Regions from separate parts of the Homo sapiens genome. Here all the other regions are linked to region 3. Evidence: chromatin loops called from intact Hi-C (ENCODE). Cell type or tissue: GM12878. All regions are shown on one strand. Each heading gives the region's core, and the rest is flanking DNA. Links, peaks and the distances in the headings are about the cores only. Region 1 overlaps LINC02046 (long intergenic non-protein coding RNA 2046). Region 2 overlaps LINC02046 (long intergenic non-protein coding RNA 2046). Region 3 overlaps LINC02032 (long intergenic non-protein coding RNA 2032).

The links. Hi-C counts contacts between places; a loop is a spot of excess contacts. Peaks named below come from ENCODE experiments on the same cell type or tissue, not always from the same donor. Only the 100,000 strongest peaks of a DNase experiment are listed, where the experiment ranks them.
Region 1: a loop joins it to region 3, with 2.4 times the contacts of the local background. A loop is called at or near these places in 1 of 110 quality-filtered maps.
Region 2: a loop joins it to region 3, with 2.9 times the contacts of the local background. A loop is called at or near these places in 1 of 110 quality-filtered maps.

Annotation. Positions count from the first base shown.
Region 1 is chr3:148,316,263-148,323,049 of GRCh38, reverse strand. All of the region lies in intron 3 of LINC02046 (long intergenic non-protein coding RNA 2046), which reads right to left. LOC105374148 (a long non-coding RNA gene) reads left to right here. Exons shown (of 4, transcript XR_001740955.2): 3 at 4,974-5,099. Among named protein-coding and RNA genes, the nearest start is that of LINC02046, 39 kb to the right of the region's middle. RefSeq lists an enhancer at 3,584-3,643. In GM12878, for the core only: no CTCF peak of the experiment used is centred there; a DNase peak (open chromatin) is centred at 3,559; H3K4me3 peaks cover 583 bases; H3K27ac peaks cover 1,627 bases.
Region 2 is chr3:148,295,203-148,301,989 of GRCh38, reverse strand. All of the region lies in intron 2 of LINC02046 (long intergenic non-protein coding RNA 2046), which reads right to left. Among named protein-coding and RNA genes, the nearest start is that of LINC02046, 18 kb to the right of the region's middle. RefSeq lists an enhancer at 3,212-3,401. In GM12878, for the core only: no CTCF peak of the experiment used is centred there; a DNase peak (open chromatin) is centred at 3,239; H3K27ac peaks cover 1,178 bases.
Region 3 is chr3:148,081,874-148,088,660 of GRCh38, reverse strand. LINC02032 (long intergenic non-protein coding RNA 2032) reads right to left here. Exons shown (of 2, transcript NR_134937.1): 2 at 632-923. Among named protein-coding and RNA genes, the nearest start is that of LINC02032, 7.1 kb to the right of the region's middle. RefSeq lists enhancers at 2,862-4,091, 4,279-5,433. In GM12878, for the core only: no CTCF peak of the experiment used is centred there; a DNase peak (open chromatin) is centred at 3,570.

The sequences.
Region 1 (6,787 bases), core at 547-5,546, 230 kb before region 3:
CCACTGTTATTGTATGGTTATCTAAATCTCTTCATAGATCTCTAAGAACTTGTTTTAAATCTGGGTGCTCCAGTGTTGGGTGCTTATATCTTTAGGATAGTTAAGTCTTCTTGTTGAATTGAATCCTTTATCATCATGCAATGCCCTTCTTTCTCCTTCTTCATCATTGTTGATTTAAAGTCTGTTTTGTCCGAAAGAATAGCAACCTCTTCTCTTTTCTGTTTTCCATTTTCTTGACAGATCTTTCTCCATTACTTTACTTTTAGCCTATGGGTGTCATTGCATGTGAGAATAGTGTCTTGAAGACAGCATATGGCTGAGTCTTGGTTTTTTGTTTGTTTGTTTGTTTGTTTTTTAGATGGAGTCTCGCTCTGTCGCCCAGGCTGGAGTGCAGTGGCGTGATCTCTGCTCACTGCAAGCTCCACCTCCCGGGTTCACACCAATCTCCTGCCTCAGCTTCCCGAGTAGCTGGGACTACAGGTGCCTGCCACCATGCCCGGCTAACTTCTTGTATTTCTAGTAGAGATGGGGTTTCACCGTGTTAGCCAGGATGGTCTCGATCTCCTGACCTCGTCATCTATCCACCTCGGCCTCCCAAAGTGCCGGGATTACAGGCATGAGCCACCACGCCCAACAGAGTCTTGCTTTTTTATGCAACCTGCCACTCTGTGTCTTTTACGTGGGCCTTTTAACTCATTTACATTCAAGTTAGTGAGATTTGTGAGGCAGGACACGAAAGCAAGATCAAGCGGGGCTAATGACTTCTTACATATTCTCCCAATGTGCATTATTAAGTATATTACAATGTACAATATTTCACTATAAATTATCACAATGGCAATAAGCCTAAGAAAAACATATTCTGGGAGCTGTGTGCAGTTTGAATTTAAGCAGAAACATTTTGGAGGAGGTGGGTACAGCACTTAAGGGAAAGGTAACCTGCATCTCACCAGGATAGTGACTGAAAATGGAAAAAGGAACCAAACTCTGTTCCCTTTCCCCACCTCCTCCTTTTATTCCCCTCTTCCATATTTCTGTGTCCCAGTCACATGTCTGTCTTTCAAGTTCCTGAAAGGTCATGATGCTTCCCACCTGAGACATTCCCCCTCTCCATGACATCCCTTTTTCCTTTATTTTTTCTGCTCTTTTACTCTGAGCTTCCTCCTGGGATTCCCCAGGTTAAGTTGGGCATCATCAATTATAGTTTTATATAGTATGGAGCAACTTTATTCTTTCTCAATTGCACTAATCACAATTATAAGTGATTGCCTGATGATATGTCTTTTTTTCTTCCTAATATACTGTGATCTTTAAGCAAAGGGATCAGGTAAGTCTTATTCACCCCTCAAGTCCCAAGCTTATTATATACAAAAGAATAAGATGTCTTTTTCGTGTTCTCCAATACATACATGATATTGGAGATAATTCCATTTAAGATTTTAAGTAGTTATCAAACGTTTAAAACATTTTGAAAGTCAAATGCTTTGCACTGTGCTCATATAGAAAGTTGACCATAGTTCTGCATGAAACCTGAACAATCGTTAGGTTGACTAATACAAGAGTTTGGAGTATGTAATATTTTACAAAAAAGGTAAAAAGTCTCTACATAATGCACCCCATGTTTTACTGCTTATCAATCTTAAGCAGTAGGAAAGCTGTAAATTTAGAAATGTGTTTTTAAAGGAAAACAAGTTCAATATATTGGTGTTGCTTCATTTTTAAGTTTACAAACTTGTGAAAAAAAATTAAATTCCTTTTAGTAACATCATTTAATTAATTTAGCTTCATTCTGTTTTATAATGAAGATTGATGTATTTCTAAATTATACTGCATCATGTTTGATTTATCCAATCTCAGTATTGAAAATGTTTTTAAAAAATTCTAATTATTTTCATCAAAACAAATTCCTGTCTTTACTATTCTGCATGTTAGAGTTCATTGAAAACACTCATTAATCTAGCAGTTTAAGATTTTAATTTCCAGATGGAATGATTAGCATTTCTAAGTTTCTTATATTCAAACCACAAATATAAACCCTTTTCAGGGGTCACTGGAGGCAAATAATTTAGACCTAATATTTTGCTAAGTTAAACATGGTGCTGGTTTATGTAATTAATTTAATAATATTTGCTCTGACACCGTATTATTATTTTCAAGATTTTACTTTTAACACAAGCTAATTTATTTGAATAAATAGTATGTGTATAACACATCTTGAAGAATTCCCTTGTTTCATTTAAGTTTTTGCGTATTTGAATCCTGTCATTCATTTTTTGTTTCTCGTAAATTGATTATTTAAAAACACTAGATACTATTGAGAGAACTGAAGTGGGGTTCATTGATGTGATATTAAATTCAGATAATCATGTTACTTTAATTACTTATTCCCTTCTTTAGAGAAAGTAGTTTAGGAAACATAACATCAGTATACTCTCCTTAACAAAAGAAATATTTAACATACTAAAAACAGTTGAAGACGAGCAATAAGGGTGACTATAATACAGGAATATTCCCATTATATTCAGGGAATGCATTCATGAAAATATGAACAGCTATTGAATCAATCTTTGATGGGTCCTTATAACAAAGTCCTTATAGAGATGCTTTTCCATTAGTATAATGCAGTCATGACTTGCTTTGGTTAATCCTTACTGGATGCTGTGACATATACAATATTCTTCATGTCAAAGAAATTCATCAATTTTAGTTAAAAATGCAAAACATGTCATTGAAAATGTATACGATGTAAGTGTGTGGTTTAGAAGTAATAACCAAATAATAAATGAATACTCATGTATGTATCACTCAGCTGAAGAAAAAGTTAAAGCCTCTTATGAGCCTATTTCCATAACATCTCCCTCCCTCCCACACACATAGAACGAGCAGTTTGAACTTTGTATAATCACATTAATTTGCTTTTCTTTATAGTGTAGCCATAGATACTGTAAATGCATTCCTAAAGTAGATATTACTTAGCTTTTCCTTTTTTGAACATTTATATTGGATCATACTATATTTCTTTTCTGTGACTTTATTTCCTCACAAATATTTATTGATATATGCAGTTTTGAGTACTGTACTCTGTTGTATTAATCTGCCATCACTCATTTATTTATTTAAGCTTCTAATTGTTTTTTGCTATTATGAACAATGTGTTTAAGAACATTTTGAACATCTGATGTTCACGTGCAATTTCTCTAGACTATATATGTGGGAGAAGAATTACTGAGTCAGATTATGAGTCAGTGGAACTTTACTAAGTGATGAGAAATTACTTTCTAAAATAGTATCAGTTTACATTCCCATCACTTCCTCATTTCTGCAAATTCTTGCTAACATATAGTATTGTCAGACTTCTACTTTTAAAAATGAAACTAGTGATTGTGAAATTGTGGTCTTAGTTTGCATTTTCTTTATTATTAAGAAGGTTAAACATTTTTTAATAGGTTTATGTACTCTGTGTTTCTTGTTCTATAAATTTCTACTCTTGACCGGTATAGGCAGCCTCTAACATGGACCCCGGTGATCTTTGCCTCCTTGTGTAATCTCTTCCCTTTGAGTGAGCACTTAGACCTAGTGATTTGCATATGAGAAATAGAACAAGGCAGAAAATGATGAGATGTCATTTCTGAGATTAGGTTACCAGAAGACTGTGGCTTCCGTTTCCTCTCTCTCACCCTTTCATGGACTCACATTGCGAGAATCCAGGACTCAGGTTGTGAGCTACCATATGGAGAGGCCCACAAGATAAGAAACTGAGGGAGGGCTCTGGCCAATAGCTGCAAGGAATTGAGGCTCTCAGTTCAATGGGCTGGCAAGAACTAAATTCTGTCAACCACCGTATGAGATAGCATGACAGTGGATCCTCCCCTAGCAGAGCCTGCGAAGGAGACTACAGCATCTCCTGACACCTTGATGGCAGCTTTGTGAGAGACCCTGGGTCAGAGGTACCCACCTGACTTTCTGATCCATGGAATCTGTGAGATAATGAGTATTTACTGTTTTATAGTTGCTGAGTTTGGGAGTAATATTGTCATACCTCAAATACCTAATAAATAAAATGACTTTTGAGGCTGTTGTTTTCTTAGGGCTTCACAGTGGTTCTTTATATATTATATTCTGGATGCAATAATCGTCAGTCATATGTGTTGCACTAATATGTTCCAAAATTATAATTGTAACACTTTTTCTGTTGTGTCTTTTGAAGGAAAACTTCTGATAAAAGATAAAAGATTATCTATTAAATATTTATTTATATATTATATAAAATATATATAATAGATGTATAATATATTAAGATATATGTTAATCTATATTAGATATTAAGATATGTATATTAATATATAGGATACCTATGTTATAGATATCTTAATATATGTTATATATCTAATATAGTAAATTTAACATATATGTTAAATTTGTATATATATGCTAAATTTATTACATATGTTAAATATATCTATATATAGATATCTTTGCCTGTCAAAATTCATTTTCTTTTTCATGAAAATGAACCACTTGCATTACTATGAGCAAGAAACAAGTGACACCCATCTAAAGATAACCAAACATGCACAAATCATGGAATTACACAATTCCCAGAGGACTGGTTACGTAATGCCCAGCATCCCATTGAAAGGACATTTAGTCGTTTCTTCTGTGACATTTAAAAATTTATCCACAATTCTTCCTGGCAGTCACTCTACTCCCCTTATGATCATAAATAATATCTCTCTTTCTCGAGGTTATTCTTATTCACAAAAAGGCTTGTTTCATTCAGGTTTGTGATAATGGTTCACATAAGTGAAGCAAGAATAATAACTAAACATACAAGGCCTCCTTGAGTTGCTTTGCAAAAATACAGGCATATGGTATCAAGCAACCACTAAAGCTACAGAATTAACATTTGTTTGAAATTTTCCATAAGAAATTTCAGATAGGACTTTTAAAAGCCTCTGTTTTTGGTGTTGCAGGTATTACAGGGCTAGTAAATCAAACCCCCAAAAACTTTCTCCACCGAACTTCACCTGTAACCTCTACCATTTAAAGGAATTTCCATTTCTGTGAGGTTCCCAAGATTTGCTAAACCTACCAGCCTGGTAAGAGCTCACCTTCCTTACTATGTATAAGACTGGGAATGCATTAGTCAGGCATCATGTCAGTTTTCATAGGAGGTCTTTTTAAGCCATACATCTATGTATTAAGTCAACTTTGTTCTTTAATAGTGGTTCATCATAACTGATTGAATGAGAATTTGTCTCAAATATGCCACCAAAAGTAAGATCGTGGTTACATAAGAAATTTGTGCAATTATATTCTGGATTAAAAGGAGGAAAGATTCTGTTTCAATCTGTGAACAAAAGTGAGCTTGAAAGAGCAAATCCCTCAAGATGGATTCCAAGTAGCTAACTGGGCCTAAATTTAAAATAGAGCCAAGCAGCCACTTCCCGACTACAGGACACACACACACTCTGACTTCCCGCTAAACCCGCACCTCTTTAAATCTGGGAGTTTTCAGAGCTCTGCTGTATCAACCAGTTACAGCTGAGATGAATTGCCCAATCAGAACTCAGCTATATTGACCAATCACAACTAAGTAAACTTGAATCCTTTATCTGCATAAATGAACCTGATTGGGAACCCAAATGAGAGCTTTTGCTATAAAATCCAAACCCTGGCCAGGAACAGTGACTTCTGCCTGTAATCCCACCACTTTGGGATGTTGAGGCAGGAAGATGGGTTGAGGCGAGGAGTTTGAGGCCAGCCGAGGCAACATAGTGAGACCCCCCAAACAATTTTTTGTAAATTGCTCTACAAAAAGCAATTAAAAAAAAAACCCAAACCCTCTGTTCTCTGGAATACACTCTGTATCTTCCCACTTTGCAAACTGTTCACTGTCACAAAGTCTCTTTCCCTCAAATTCTGATGTAGAGAACTTCTGTTTACAAAATCTATACAAATGACTCTATTGCCATGAAGCACAAAGGGTATCTGAATTCTGGGTTTCACTGAGAAGCAGATGTAAGTTTAAAATGTTTCATTTTTATTTATAAAGCAATCTATTAATTTAAGCCTTAAAGGTCACTCAAGAAAAGACAGGATTTCCTTATATAGCCATAAAAAATAGAGCATTAAAATGGCACCAACAATATCTCAAATAACTAGAAAAAAAATGGCACCAACAATATTTTAAACAAATAACTAGAAAAAAATTTTTCTAGTCAGTTCGATGAGTGCTATTTCAGGGGTCCCTAGCCCCAGGCCACCCTGTGACCGCTAAGAACCAGGCCACACAGCAGAAAGATGAGCAGCAGGCAAGCAAGCATTACCACCTGAGCTCTGCCTCCTGTTAGATCAGCGGCAACATTAGATTCTCATAGGAGCACAAACACTATTGTGAACTGCACTTGCGAGGGATCTAGGTTGGGCTGCTTGCTTATGAGAATCTAACTAATGCCTGATGATCTGAAGTGAAACAGTTTCATCCCGAAACCATCCCTCCACCTTTCCCTTAGCCCATCGAAAAACTGTCTTCCACAAAACTGGTCCCTGGTGCCAAAAAGTTTGGGGACCGCTGTGCTATTTAATTAATTCTTGTTTGCTAAATTTGGTTCAGTGGTCTGATTTCATGAAGTCTTTTACCTGTATACTAAAAAGAGTTCTGGAAATCCTGACTCAGTCAATGGTGTGGTCTGAAAGTTATCTAAGCAATGCCAGCTCAAGAGTTTGCGCCCAAGAGTCTATTCTTTGAAGTATCACTTGGAGTACGATAGTCCTCCCTTAGCCT
Region 2 (6,787 bases), core at 1,209-6,208, 210 kb before region 3:
GAGGGATAGCATTAGGAGAAATACCCAATATAGGTGATGGGTTGATGGGTGCAGCAAACCACCATGCCACATGTATACCTATGTAACAAAACTGCACGTTCTGCACATATACCGCAGAACTTAAATTATAATAATAATAATAACAAATATTTAATGAAGTCAGTAGGTGGACCCACAATCCAATATGATTGACATCCTTATAAAAAGAGAGGAGAGACACAGAGAGAACATCATGTGACAACAGGCAGAGATTCAAGTGCTGCAGATGCAAGCCAAGGAATGCCAAGGAACACTAAAGATTACCCGCAAACTACCAAAAGCTAGAAAAGAGCAAAGAAGCACTCCTTTCTGAAAGCTTCAGAGGGAGCATGATCTTTCAGAAAATCTGATTTTGGACTTTGAGACTTCATAATTGTGAGATAATATGTTTTTGTTGTTTTAAGCTGTCCAGTTTATACTTTATTGTAGCAGTTCTGGGAAACGAATACGTCTAGCTATCAAATATTTGAAAAAGAAAACTAAGTTTTACAGGTGCTTAATTAAAACTATGACAAAATTTCATATTTTGATAACACCCTTTGTTCCAAACACTTATCAAAGATGGGTAAAATATAAAATAAGGTCAGAAGGACATGGCCTTTCTCAAATGCAAAGGCAAAATCTTTTTTTGGCCACTAACAGAAAAGAAATGAAAAGTTGTGAGCAGATGATGATATGGCCTTCCTAACTTCCTAACTTTAGGTTCTCAGTAGGCAGAAGTTTCCAGGATCTAAAATATACCCTCAAGAAAGGGGACCAAAATGAGGTTTGCTACTTGAAGTCCTAGAGTTGCTTATAGCTCCTGCTGAGATACAGAATAGGCATAGTCACAACCTCATGACTAGAAGGTGAACAAAACCACCCCAAAAGAAACTAAACTGAGAAGATAAGTTTTACCAAGCTTTCGAGGGAGCCAGACGTGTTTATTTTACACCTACCATTTTGGAGAACAGCAAAAGCACAGATACTACTAGACTAATGTTTAGATATATTACAGTAATTAGGAGAATATTTTAAAAATAGACATATTGATACAAATGCATGCAAAAAATCTGAAGATACTATCTTACTAAACTACTAGCAAACCAAATTTATCTTTCAGTTAATCAATACACCATAACTAATTATAATATTGGAACACAAAATAGTTTAACTTCAGAAAATCTACTATTCCAAAATATCATATTAACAAGTCAAAGAAAATATACCATATGAAGATAAATGCTGAAAACTCCTTTAGCAAATTCTAAAATTCATTCATGATATTTTGTTAAAAAATTGCAAGAAAACTATCAATAAAAAAGAATTTTCCTAGTTTTATTGAAGTTACCTATCAAAAACCTAAAAGAAAATGATGAGCATTTCCATTAAGTCAGTGATATGGTTAGACTTTGTGTCCCCACCCAAATCTCATCTTGAATTGTAATCCCCATATTCTCCATATGTCAAGGGAGAGACCAGGTAGAGGTAATTGAATCATGGGGGCAGTTTTCCCCATGCTGTTCTCATGATAGTGAGTGAGTTCTCACAAGATCTGATGGTTTTATAATGGGCTCTTCCCCTTTCACTTGGCACTTCTTCTTCCTGCCACCTTGTGACGAAGGTGCCTTAACTATCCTTCGTCTTCTGTCACAATTGTAAGTTTCCTGAGGCCTCCCCAGCCATGCAGAACTGTGAGTCAGTTAAACCTCTTTATTTTATAAATTACTCAGTCTCGGGTAGTCTTTTTACAGCAGTGTGAGAATGGACTAATATAGTCTGGAATAAGAAAAAGATGCCTAATCTTATGGTTTCTAAAAGGTAATGGTCAACACAATGTTCAAAAATGATTACAGTAAGAAAGAAAAGGAAATAAATCTGGGAAATAATAATAATCACAAAGGAAGAGATAAAACTCCCCTTATTTGTTAAGCATATGATTACCTACATTGGAAATTTAAGGGATTCTGTGGACAGATTATTAAAACTCACCAGCATACAAAAATCAGTATCATTCCTGATAATGAATACACCAATAATTAACAAAAATCAATCAATAAAAATATGTTCTATAAAGTAGAAAAAGTTATACAGAATGTTAGACTGTAGGTGAAAAATTACTGGAGATGATTTTTAAAAGCCTGAATAAATGGAAAGTTATGTTCATATGATTGTTTGTTGGGAAAACTTTGATGATGCACCACAGATTAATCTCAAAATCTAATACAATTTACATAAGGAAATCTTTGGGAGGTTTTTGTGGAACTCAAAAACTACAAATGCAAGATCACATGGCCAAAAACCACTATGATGATTTGAACAACTGGGATAATAAACTTGACCTAACATATAACAAAAATTTTAATAAATGAATAATAAAGATATCAGTACATGATTAATAAATAGAGCAACAGAATATAACAAGCCTAGAAACTGATCCATTCATATATGACAATAATGTATGACAGACATAGCATTACAAATAAATGAGGAAAAAAGATGAACTGTTAGGTAAACGGTGTTGGGATAATTGTTTATCCATATGGAAAAAGTTAAATTAGGTCCTTTAAAACTTTTTGAGTAAAATAAAGAGTAACATCTTTATGTCCTTCAGATAAGAAAGGATTTATTTACTCCAGACACAAAAAAACACAAATTATGAAAGAAAACACAGCACTTTGGGAGGCCGAGGCGGGTGGATCACGAGGTCAGGAGATCGAGACCATTCTGGCTAACACGGTGAAACACCATCTCTACTGAAAAAATACAAAAATATTAGCTGGGCGTGGTGGCGGGTGCCTGTAGTCCCAGCTACTGGGGAGGCTGAGGCAGGAGAATGGCGTGAACCCATGAGGTGGAGCTTGCAGTAAGCCCAGATCACACCACTGCACTCTAGCCTGGGTGACAGAGCAAGACTCCGCCAAAAAAAAAAGAAAAAGAAAGAGAGAGAGAGAGAGAGAGAAAGAAAGGAAGATTGTGATATATTTGCAACACAATAAGTTAAACTTTTTGCACAAAAGAAACTATAGACAAAGTGAAAAACTAGTCACATACTAAGAGAAGACATTTGCAGCCCATGTGAATAACAAACAGAAGTATCAACTGCCAATCAAAATGTCCAAAGGATATGAATAGGTAATTCACAGGAGAAAAAAATATAAATGGCCAAGAAATGAGCAAAAACATGCTCAACTATATTAGTAATCACGGGAAGCAAATTAAAACCATAAAAGAACTTTTACACCTGTCGCTGGCAAAACTGAAACTGAAAAACAAAACTGAAAAATGATCTGACAATAACAAGTGTTAGAGAAACAGAAACTCTCAGATACTCCTATCAGGAGTGTTAAATAGTTCAGATTCTCTGGAGATTAGTTTGGTATATAGTAAAGCTGATGTATCTCGGGACACAGAAATTGTTACCCCTGGATGTTCCCCATGAAAAAATGCTCATATAAATTAGTAAGGAGAGTTGCAGAATAATTTAAAATCATAGAAAATGGAGCAGGTAAAATGTACATCAATTAGAAAACAGATAAATATTGTACATTCATCTAACAGAATAATACTTGGATTTCAAAATAAATAAAGCGTGTGTGTGTTAACATGGATAAATCTTTTTAAAAATCAAGTAAAAGAGTGAATTATAGAATGTGAAGAATTATATACCACTTATGTACATTTTAAATCCTTCAATGTGGTCTATAATTTAAAAATGTATTGTTATTACAAAATAAAAAATACCATGCAAAATAAGATGTTTTAAAGTATCATTAATTTGCTTTTAGATAAATGTCTTCATGGAATTTGAAATATACTTGAGTTGGCCCTTTAGAGTTACCATTTGTCAGTAAGGGAAATAAAATGTTATTAATTAAATGAGATAAATTAAGGAAGAACACAAATATAATTAAATATAGAAATCTACAAATAACCCATGCTGAATTCTTCCAAATTATCTCTCATGAGCCTTTGTCAGGATTGCTAAGCCATGATATAGCACATTTTGTGTTTCTTTTTTACTTTCTCTATCCACCATTCAGCAGGGAGGGTAGTTGACATTGAAATGACCAAAACTTAGGAGATGGAGGCAGTAAGAGAGACCCTAAAAAATCCCTAGATAGTTTACAAACTAGATAATCAATTCTTGACTACTCAGGATTTGACTCTAATAAATACCAATCACATAATGAAATTAAGTTAAACATGCAAAACTCCTCTAGGGTTGCTCTTTTGAATTGATTTGACCTTTTTGATTAGCCAGTATCACTACTACTGTCATTATCAGGACATGGGACAGGAACATAGCTATTATTTTCCTACCTTTCAGCTTTTCAATACAACAAATATATATTGGCAACCATTTCTATGATTTTAATTTGGGTACTCATTGTCCCCTTATTGGGGACTCGGGGCAATATAACTGTGGTTTTCCACACAAAACAAGGGTTAAGTATGTGTTTGGCCTCTTTTCTTTAGGATCCTAGAAGACTACCCTTTTATTTTTAAAGTTATCTTTTTCTGTCTTGAACTAAAAAACACAGCAAAGTAAGTCACATCAACTATTTTTCATTACCTTTACCAATTATTTCATTAAGGAACTTTGAGTCATTTCAATCATTAAACATTATAAACAAGGTTTTCTATAGAAAGTAATAATGAATTCTAAGAAAAACAATTACCTGTTATTACTGCCAAAGTTAAAGCTATCTTCCTGCATAAAAGTGTGCATTTCTCAGAAGAGAATGAGTTTATATTGAGGTTGTTGTGGGACATTTAGAAGGAAGTAGCTGACATATTGTTGCAGATTTATGCCTGATAATTATAGGGCACTGTACAGTTTTTAAAATGCTTTCATATTTATTATGTGATTGGGTTCTTAAAATAATTCTGTAAGGTCACAAATGCAGTGTTTCTCATTTTACAGATGAGATTGAGGTCTCAAATGGCTATGTGACTTGACAAGATCATCTAGCTACCAGGTAGCAGGGCCCATTCAAATGTAGGTGTTCTGATTCTAATTGCAGGGCTCCTTTTATATGCTCGAATGCCCTATTTCATTACAGAAAGCCTAACATTCTATACTCATTTTAAAAATATATATCTTTGGTAGACTTTGCCATTACATTAAGAAAAGAAGAATTGAAGTATTATGGTACTCCTGATTTTTAGAGTTTGTTAGTAAAATAATGCATGTGGGAAAATCTAGTAGAAACTTAGTAGAAACTATATGTAGTAGAAAAATATAATGTTTGTGAAAATATCTAGTAGAAATCTAATAGAAATTCAATAAATATTTGGCAATAAATATGTTGCTTTGGAATTATCCTGGTGCAGGGCAAGGCTTTCCCTGTGTGGCACTACCTTGTCACTCCAAGTTTTCATCATTCTCTCAGGAGGATTATACAAAAGTCCTAGTTTGCTGGGTGCATTTGTCAATATTGGGGTTGGGGTGTAGACCACGGACCTAGATGGAATCTCAAAGAACAGGTAAACATTTGGCCAAATTGGGTGATTGCCAGAAATGAGCTGACTTTGGATTTCAGTCTGCCCTGGCTTCTACCTTTCTCTCAGGAGCTCGCGGTGGGAGGTGCTTGCTCTGGGACTTTCATATTCCCATGCTCCTTGTATGATTATCAACTCTACACTTGTTCTTCTGTGCCTGGCACCTTTTGATCTAGTCTTTTGGAATGGTTAAAACTATAAGTAGCTCGATCTGTTTAGATACTTGCATCAACGACTTCTGAGCATAGTAACAACTAATAACAATGAACATTTAATGCTTACTGTGTAGCAGGCACTATTCTAAGCAATTCATGCGTATAAACTCACATAAGCCATAAAACAATCCTATTTTGTGTTTGAGGAGACTGAGGCATGGAAAAATTAAATAACTTGCTCAAAATTATCTGATTATCAACTTAACAAAGCTGGCATTTGAATTCAAAGTGTCTGGCTCAAGAGTGCATTTTTAACCATTTGTCCACACTTCTTTCAATAATACAGCTTAACCATGCTGTATCCTTCAAGTCTAATCGCTATGGACGATTGTGGAGGGTGGTGAAAGGAGGTTAAAAGATTCTTTTAGAGTAAAAACAAGAGAGTCTGTGAGTATAGAATGGGGAAAGCACACCAGTTAATATCTCAACATAGTGTCTCCCTGTATTAGTCCATTCTCAGGCTAATAAAGACATACCTGAGAGTGGGTAATTTTAAAAAGAAAGAGATTTAATTGGATCACAGTTCAGCATGGGTGGGGAGGCCCCAGAAGGCTTACAATCATGGTAGAAGGGAAAGCAAACATGTCCTTCTTCACATGGCCACAGGAAAGAGAAGAATCAGTGCCCAGAGAAGGAGGAAGCCCCTTATAAAAGTATCAGATCTTGTGAGAACTAACTCACTATCACCAGACAAGGATGGGAGAAACCACCCCATGATTCAATTATCTCCACCTGGTCCCTTCCTCGACATGTGGAGATTAAGGAAACTACGATTCAAGATGAGATTTGCGTGAGGACACAGCCAAACCATATCACTCCCCACAAATGTATATTAACATTAAATATAATAGACCATATAGAGAGTAATATCTCATATTATATATGATATCCTTATTAGTTTATCAAACAGATAAATATTGTTTTTTCATATTGTCATTTTTAAGAGCCTTGTATTCAAACTACATCTGAATTTTCCATCTTGGAGTATTTGAAGAACAAAGTCTGCAATTTAATAATGGCAAAATCAACTAACAGATTTTAGAAAAATA
Region 3 (6,787 bases), core at 1,133-6,132:
GTTAGTTTGCTGTGTAACTGACTTTGATGCAAATGACATACTATGATACAACATATTAAGAATAATTGGAACTTGAATGTACTTACTTTCTCATAGCCTATTTTCCTTCTTTTTAAAGAATGGGACAAATAATGTTACCAAATAAATGTTAATCAAGGTATTTAGGAAAGAATATGAAAAAGTTTAAAAGTATTATTTAAATGCTATTATTCTACTTATTTTTACCATAAAAATTGTAACTCAGTCTAAAATAATTTTATATTTATAAATGAAATATATGTGAGTCTATAAACATACCTATGTATTCTCAACAAGATAATTTCATGTGCCCTATTTTATCCCTCCCAGAGAAGCCATTAGTTGGAGTCTCTAAGAGTCACTAGTCAGACTTCACATAGTGTTGCCTCAATATTTGCCACAGGTGTCTGATGTGGTGCAGCCGGAGAAACAGAAAAGCCATCATCTTTGTTGTGGCCATGAGTGCGATCCTGGGCGAGTGGTCACAAGTTCCAGGAGATGGACCTATGTATTGTTCATGGGCCACTGCAGCTCCTCACTTGTGGCTTGATCACTTCCCTATCCAGCCAGGAAAAAACAAAAAACAAAAAAACGAGACAAACAAACAAAAATATACAGCGATAGGAAAAAGATAATTTATTCTCAGGCCCAGGGAGAAGTTGTCTTTAACACTTTTCAGAGAGAGTATACCTAAGATCCTATGAAGATAACCAGAAGAAAAGTAATACAATTACAAAGTGCAATGGGCCCAGGGTCCTGTAGGTGATATTGGATTCAGTTAATGCATTCTTCATGATTTCTCATTTGAGTTCTTATGCTAAAAGTCTGGATGACTCTGGAGGCTAGGCATGTAGCTTAAATAGGTGGATCCAGATGGATGTGTTTCACAGTACATGGAGAAAGCACTGTTGACAAAGATGAAGTAGAGAATTCAGACCTCATAAAAAAAAAAAACCCACAGCAACTCAGCCGCTACCCAACACTGCTACAGCAGTTTCACTCTTGCCATCTTTCTGATTTTTAAAGAGCACCTAGGAATCTGGATTTTAATGGAAAATCTAAAGTTCAGAAGTTGTCAATTCAATAATCATAATTTAAAACTCTGTGTAGCACAAACAAAACATGTCCATAGGCTGCTTTCAGCTCATAAATATGTGCTTCTACTGGAAATTCTGAGAAAACTAAGACTGGGCTTCAAGCTTTCAGATTTTGTGCCTACTATTGTCTCTTGGTACCACATAATAATTACTGGTACCACATAATAATTGACTTTATAAAATAATTAGACTTAGTTGACAAAGCACCTTTGATGTAGAGCTGGAAAATCTTAAGTTTTGCCAAGACATGCTACAGTAATGCTCCATTATATTTCAAGACAATATCTGGTTAAAAACTAATTCAGATAAAATAATCCATATTTTAAAAGCTTACTTATATCTTTCCATTTCTTCTGTTATGGAATGGACTTTGGTAGTTAAGTCTACTTACCAATCTGGAAACAAAGCCTTTAATTTTGGTTTATCATTAAAAAAAAATGGGAGGAGCTAAATTATTTATTTTTAACATCTGAGAAAAATAACATTAACACAAGCATAATTATAATATGAACACTAGCATTGGTTATTTGATCACCTGCAATTATGAGTAAGTGCTTTTAAATTTCTTTATATGCAATATTTTGGCATAAATTGGTTAACATCTACACTTACCTTAAGATATAGGTACTATTATTGGCCTCATTTTACAGATGAAGTTACTGATGATCCAAAAAGTGGAAGCCATTTGCTCAAGGTCACACAGCTAGTACCAAGGCAGCTTAGTTTGTGAATGTGAGTGTTTAAGCAACATGTTCTACCATTCCTATTACTACCTATACTTATATTGAGTCCTTTGATGAGCCAGATATTCTCATCACCCCAATAGCCCATGAAGAACATGTTCTTATCCTCATTCATAGGTGAAAAAAGTGACGCTCCAGGATGGTAATAATTTGCCCTTGTTTGACAGGGCAAATGGGTCCCAATCCCAGATTTGACATCCAAAGCTAGACATATTTCAATACATCACAGTGCTACCAGAATGTAATAATTTCAAAAAAAATCTTAAATGGAACCTAAACCACTTCTGTTTTGAATAAAAATCATATTCTTTGAGTTTATATTCAGTGTTGATATAGGCTAATTAGACAAAATATAGCTAATGAATTAAGTCTTTTAAAGCTCTTTAAGATTTCTATTCATTTCAAGATAAAATAATCTCTTTTCCTTAACATCAATCATTCTTCTTCATATGCAATGCTTGTTATTCATCTTAAAACATATATTTATTATGTTTTAACAAGTTTTAAACTATCTCTTTTCTGTCCTACTTAATCATTAGATCCCAATTTAGAATATGAGTAATGTTTTAAGAAAACAGACAATCTCTTAATTCTGAATTATTTTCAGAATTGAAAGAAAAAACTTTCTACTGCCTTTCCGTGATGGTGACACCCAGCTTATTTTTATTATCATTCTGACCTTTTTAAGCTATAATTTTTAATAAACATTTTGTTAAATGATTATTGAGTTACTGCTTAGAATATTGTATCACAAGAAAATTATAATTAATGCTTGTAATTTCTCTTTACTACTCAGATCTTACATTCTTTTGGAGGAGAACATTACCGTTTTCTCATTTACATATATATAAATCATATAAATTGGCACATTCCTACTAAATGAAGTTTCACTATATTTTTATATAAAATACTAGACATATCAGCAATTTTAGGGAATATTTAAAATAGTGGATACCTTACACGTTATTAATTGGCTCCCAGTCAACTGGAGCAGAAGTACATTCAAGCGCAGATACAATTTCTCAATTTGAATAACCATTTTATATGAATTTAGGGGATGTAAAAACTGTGCTTTTGCTATATATATCTCCACATTATGCCTGAAAAGATTTAACATTGGAATTGCACTAGTAGAAACTTGCAGCTTTTATTACCAAAAGCAAGAATACAGGGCTGTGGGAAAATCTGATAAACCAAACTCTAAGACTCATGACTTAAAAGCTCAATTTTTCCTCCCCCCACCCCATAATGTTGACCTTGGTCTGGTCTGTTTCTCTCTGATTGTTTAAATTGCATTCTCCTTCACGGATGGTGGTTTCTTATTAAATTATTTATTGATGTGACTGACACTAGTTGAATAGATTCATTAAATTTCACAAGTTGTTAGAGCCTAGTTCACTGGAAAGAAAAACCCCTCTTTAGACTCTTTAAAGGACAAAAAGCGTCATGTTTTTTGAGCTCTTTTAAAGTATTTAATAAAGCATGAAAAGATATGACATCAATCCTACTAAAACACAAGAGAAAATGAATGATGTTACTGTAAATCTTTACATCAATCACACCCAATACTTTGGAAAACAATATAGTTTTGTTTGCATTTCAGAAGTGACAAACAACTCTTGTGACTGGCTTAACATAGTCACTTTCTATTAGTCAAGACCAGAAGCAAGTCAGAATTAAAATGTGGCCCTGCGTTGCTAGGCAGCTGAGTTGTCTTGACATGGTGGTTAGTTTCCTTTTCACTGACTGACAACAGTGAAATGAAAGAAGTTTTGAAAAACTTGATAATGGTTTTCAAAGGAGGAGGATAATTGGTGGTGCTCGCTTGTGCAGTTCTGTGTGGAAACTTTCAGGCGGCCGTGAGAGAGGACTGTCACTAAAAATTTAAACTCTTGTACACAAACTTGACCTAGAGTCTTCTCCAGGTTTTGGCGGTTCACTTTCAGAACACCCCTCTGAGACCAAGGGGTGTAGGATGAAAGCATTAAGACAGATGGGTAAAGCCCCAAAAGAAGAAAAGAATCAATAGTTGTGATTTAATCCATTGATGAAAAGGAGGAATTAAGTAAAATCTTAAAAATTAAGAATATGTAAAATAACTTTAGATAGCACCCGTGACAAAAATGTTTTAATTGCATAGCGAGTTGCAACTGAGCAGAAACTTGCATCAAATGCAAGAAATAAAGAAAAGTACATTTTTCTTTACTAAGCCAGAAAGAAAACAATTGCCCTGATGTTATTTTTAAAAATATTCTCTAGTTGATAATTTACCTCAAAATGTATCTCCAACATAACTCCCAAAGCATAGAAATAATTACAGCTTAAGCATTTGTTGTCTGTGGCAATAATCAAATATAGCATATATTTAACTAAACAAACAAACCAAAAACTCAAAAAACACATACACAGAAAATGCATGTTGCTCACTATTTCATCCAAAACCACCTAATGCAAGAACATTTTAACTATCTTTGCCATTAATTTACCCAGAATTTTAAAAACTGAGCAAAATGGACTCATACTGAAAGAAGGGACCAATTAGTGTTGGATTAACATTCATGGTTATTTACAGTTGTTTTTGTACTTGTTCTTGTGCTCTGACTTCCTAAAATTTCACAACCCAAAGATTTAGAAAAATGGGGTTGTTTAGACGCAAAGTGCAATGAAGTGGCTGTGACCATTGTGTAGACACCACCTCTCTCATTATACCCTCTCAATCAACGCTCAGTACACAGGAAACCGCAATAAAGCCCATCTGCCACGGTTAATCTGCAGGCAAACCCACACCCATGTCTATGCCCGTTGCTCTCCAGCCTTATTATTCTCAGATCCAAAGCTTCATAAGGGATCAGCCAAAGTCCATTAAAGTAAATAATAGCTAGAAATGACAGGCTTAGCAAGGATTGGGAGGAAGTTGAAGACCAATCTGAGCTCTGAGCTCTGATTAATAGAGAAAAGCATTAGGAGAAAAGGGGAGAAAAATGACCTCAGCCTGCTCCAAAGAATTCCTGAACCTTCGTTGTTAGGGCAAGTGCTACCATCTGAGACGTTAGTGATCCTTGAATTTCCTTCACTTTGATGCAGCTCAAATGGGAAAATTTTGAAAGTTCAGCAAGGCCCCAGACCTCAGCTGGAAAGCTGTCTGGAGTCAACCCTGTCAAAATTCTCTTGTGTAAGAGAAAGCCTTTATTAGCTAGATTGCAACAACAACAATAACAACACCCACAAATGCCCTACACAGTCTCGTAAGGAAGGGCTGCTGCTAGAGATTGCAGATGCAGTTGCTATTTCTTTGCATATAGTCATTTTTAAAAAGTCTCCAAACAAATGTAGTAAAATAAAACAATAGTGATTCTCAAAATAAACGCCTTTCAGGAACTAGCTGGATTTAGTCTGCTGGTAGGAAAGTATATGTGTATTTGTGTGTGTGTGTGTGTGTGTGTGTGTGTGTGTGTGTGTGTGTGTATGGGGGAATGTGCTTGGGAGGGTATTCAAATATTCAGTTTCATCTTGATATTTAATATTTATTTTCACTGTGCAACACAAAAAAATCTTTCTTGAGCAGTTCAAACTTGTTAAGTCAAGATAGAATCATAATGTGTTTTAGTGATTTCAACTGCATGTTTTATATAAATTGACCAGGAAAAAAAATTCCAAATTAGTTGCAAAATAATTTCTCCTCTTAAAATTTTAAAATTATTTTACAGCTTCTGTGTGATACACTTCCTAATGAGAGGAGCCCAGGCAATGTCATCTCCTTCTGTCTCTGTGCCCCACATTAAGTGTATTTCGTCTTCAAATAAGACAGTTTTCAATTTTGGTACAGCTCTTAACAGTGCTTTGAAGAAATCTATACCTGGTAGACCTATTTGTAATAAATAAGAAATTTCAAATCTGCTGTATAACTTTTAAACACGATTTTCCTTGTATAAAATTCCATATTCTATGTGAAATGTGGATTGAAATTAGAATAGTAGAGAAAGCTCAAAAACTGTGAAGGCTCTTTTAAAGTAAGAGCTGAAGAAAAACAAAGCAGCCCCTGCTTATCTGAAATCCCAGTCTGAAGGGGAGAAAGCATTTGGCAGAGGCAAGCAGGTACTGGGAAAGTCCCATGGATTTCTTAGGAAGATAGTAATGATCCTGATGAGGACTTGATGTCAGGGAGGCTCACCTTTGAATGTATTTCTTGTTCAAGTTTATATTGTAGCATGCAATTTTCGTAAATAAAATGAAGGAGCAATGTAAAGAACCATGGTTAAATCATAGTGTTTCACAGATATCGCTGATAACTTGGTTAATGCACTGTTGATGTGCACGTGGTACAATTTTCATATTTTAATCTTAAGTAGAACATGAAATGACAATTATGAAAAGACAAAATAGATACCACCAACAGCTGTAATTGCTATCTAGGCTGCTCAAAGATGGGCAAAAGACACAGTAAATCAATATTAAGTTCTCCAGAAATGCAGGTATCACAAGGACATCATATAACATCATTATAAGCAAATTCTTATACAATTTGGACAGTTGTAAAGAACACAGGATTAACACAGAGAATGAGAGGATAACTTGTCCTCTGTAACTTCAGTTGCTATCTTATGGAAAAAATAAATCTCTGGGACTCATGACTATGTAACATTTAGTTAAGGCTGTAAACCTTGTTGGCTTTAATAAATGAGTACGGTTTCTTTTTTCACAATTTAATATGTAAAGATCATAAAGGGTTAAATGGTTCTGCCATGTGTAATTATAATAAGTTGAAATTTAACAGTCTTAATACACTGACTTACATGAAATGCTTTTGTATATAATAGTATATCCTAGGCCTACATTTTGTGGTGTTACAGAATACCTAATTAAACTTGTGGGTTAATAAACCAACTAAACTTAAAAAAAAACTATTAAAGATTAAAGGCATGGTATAAA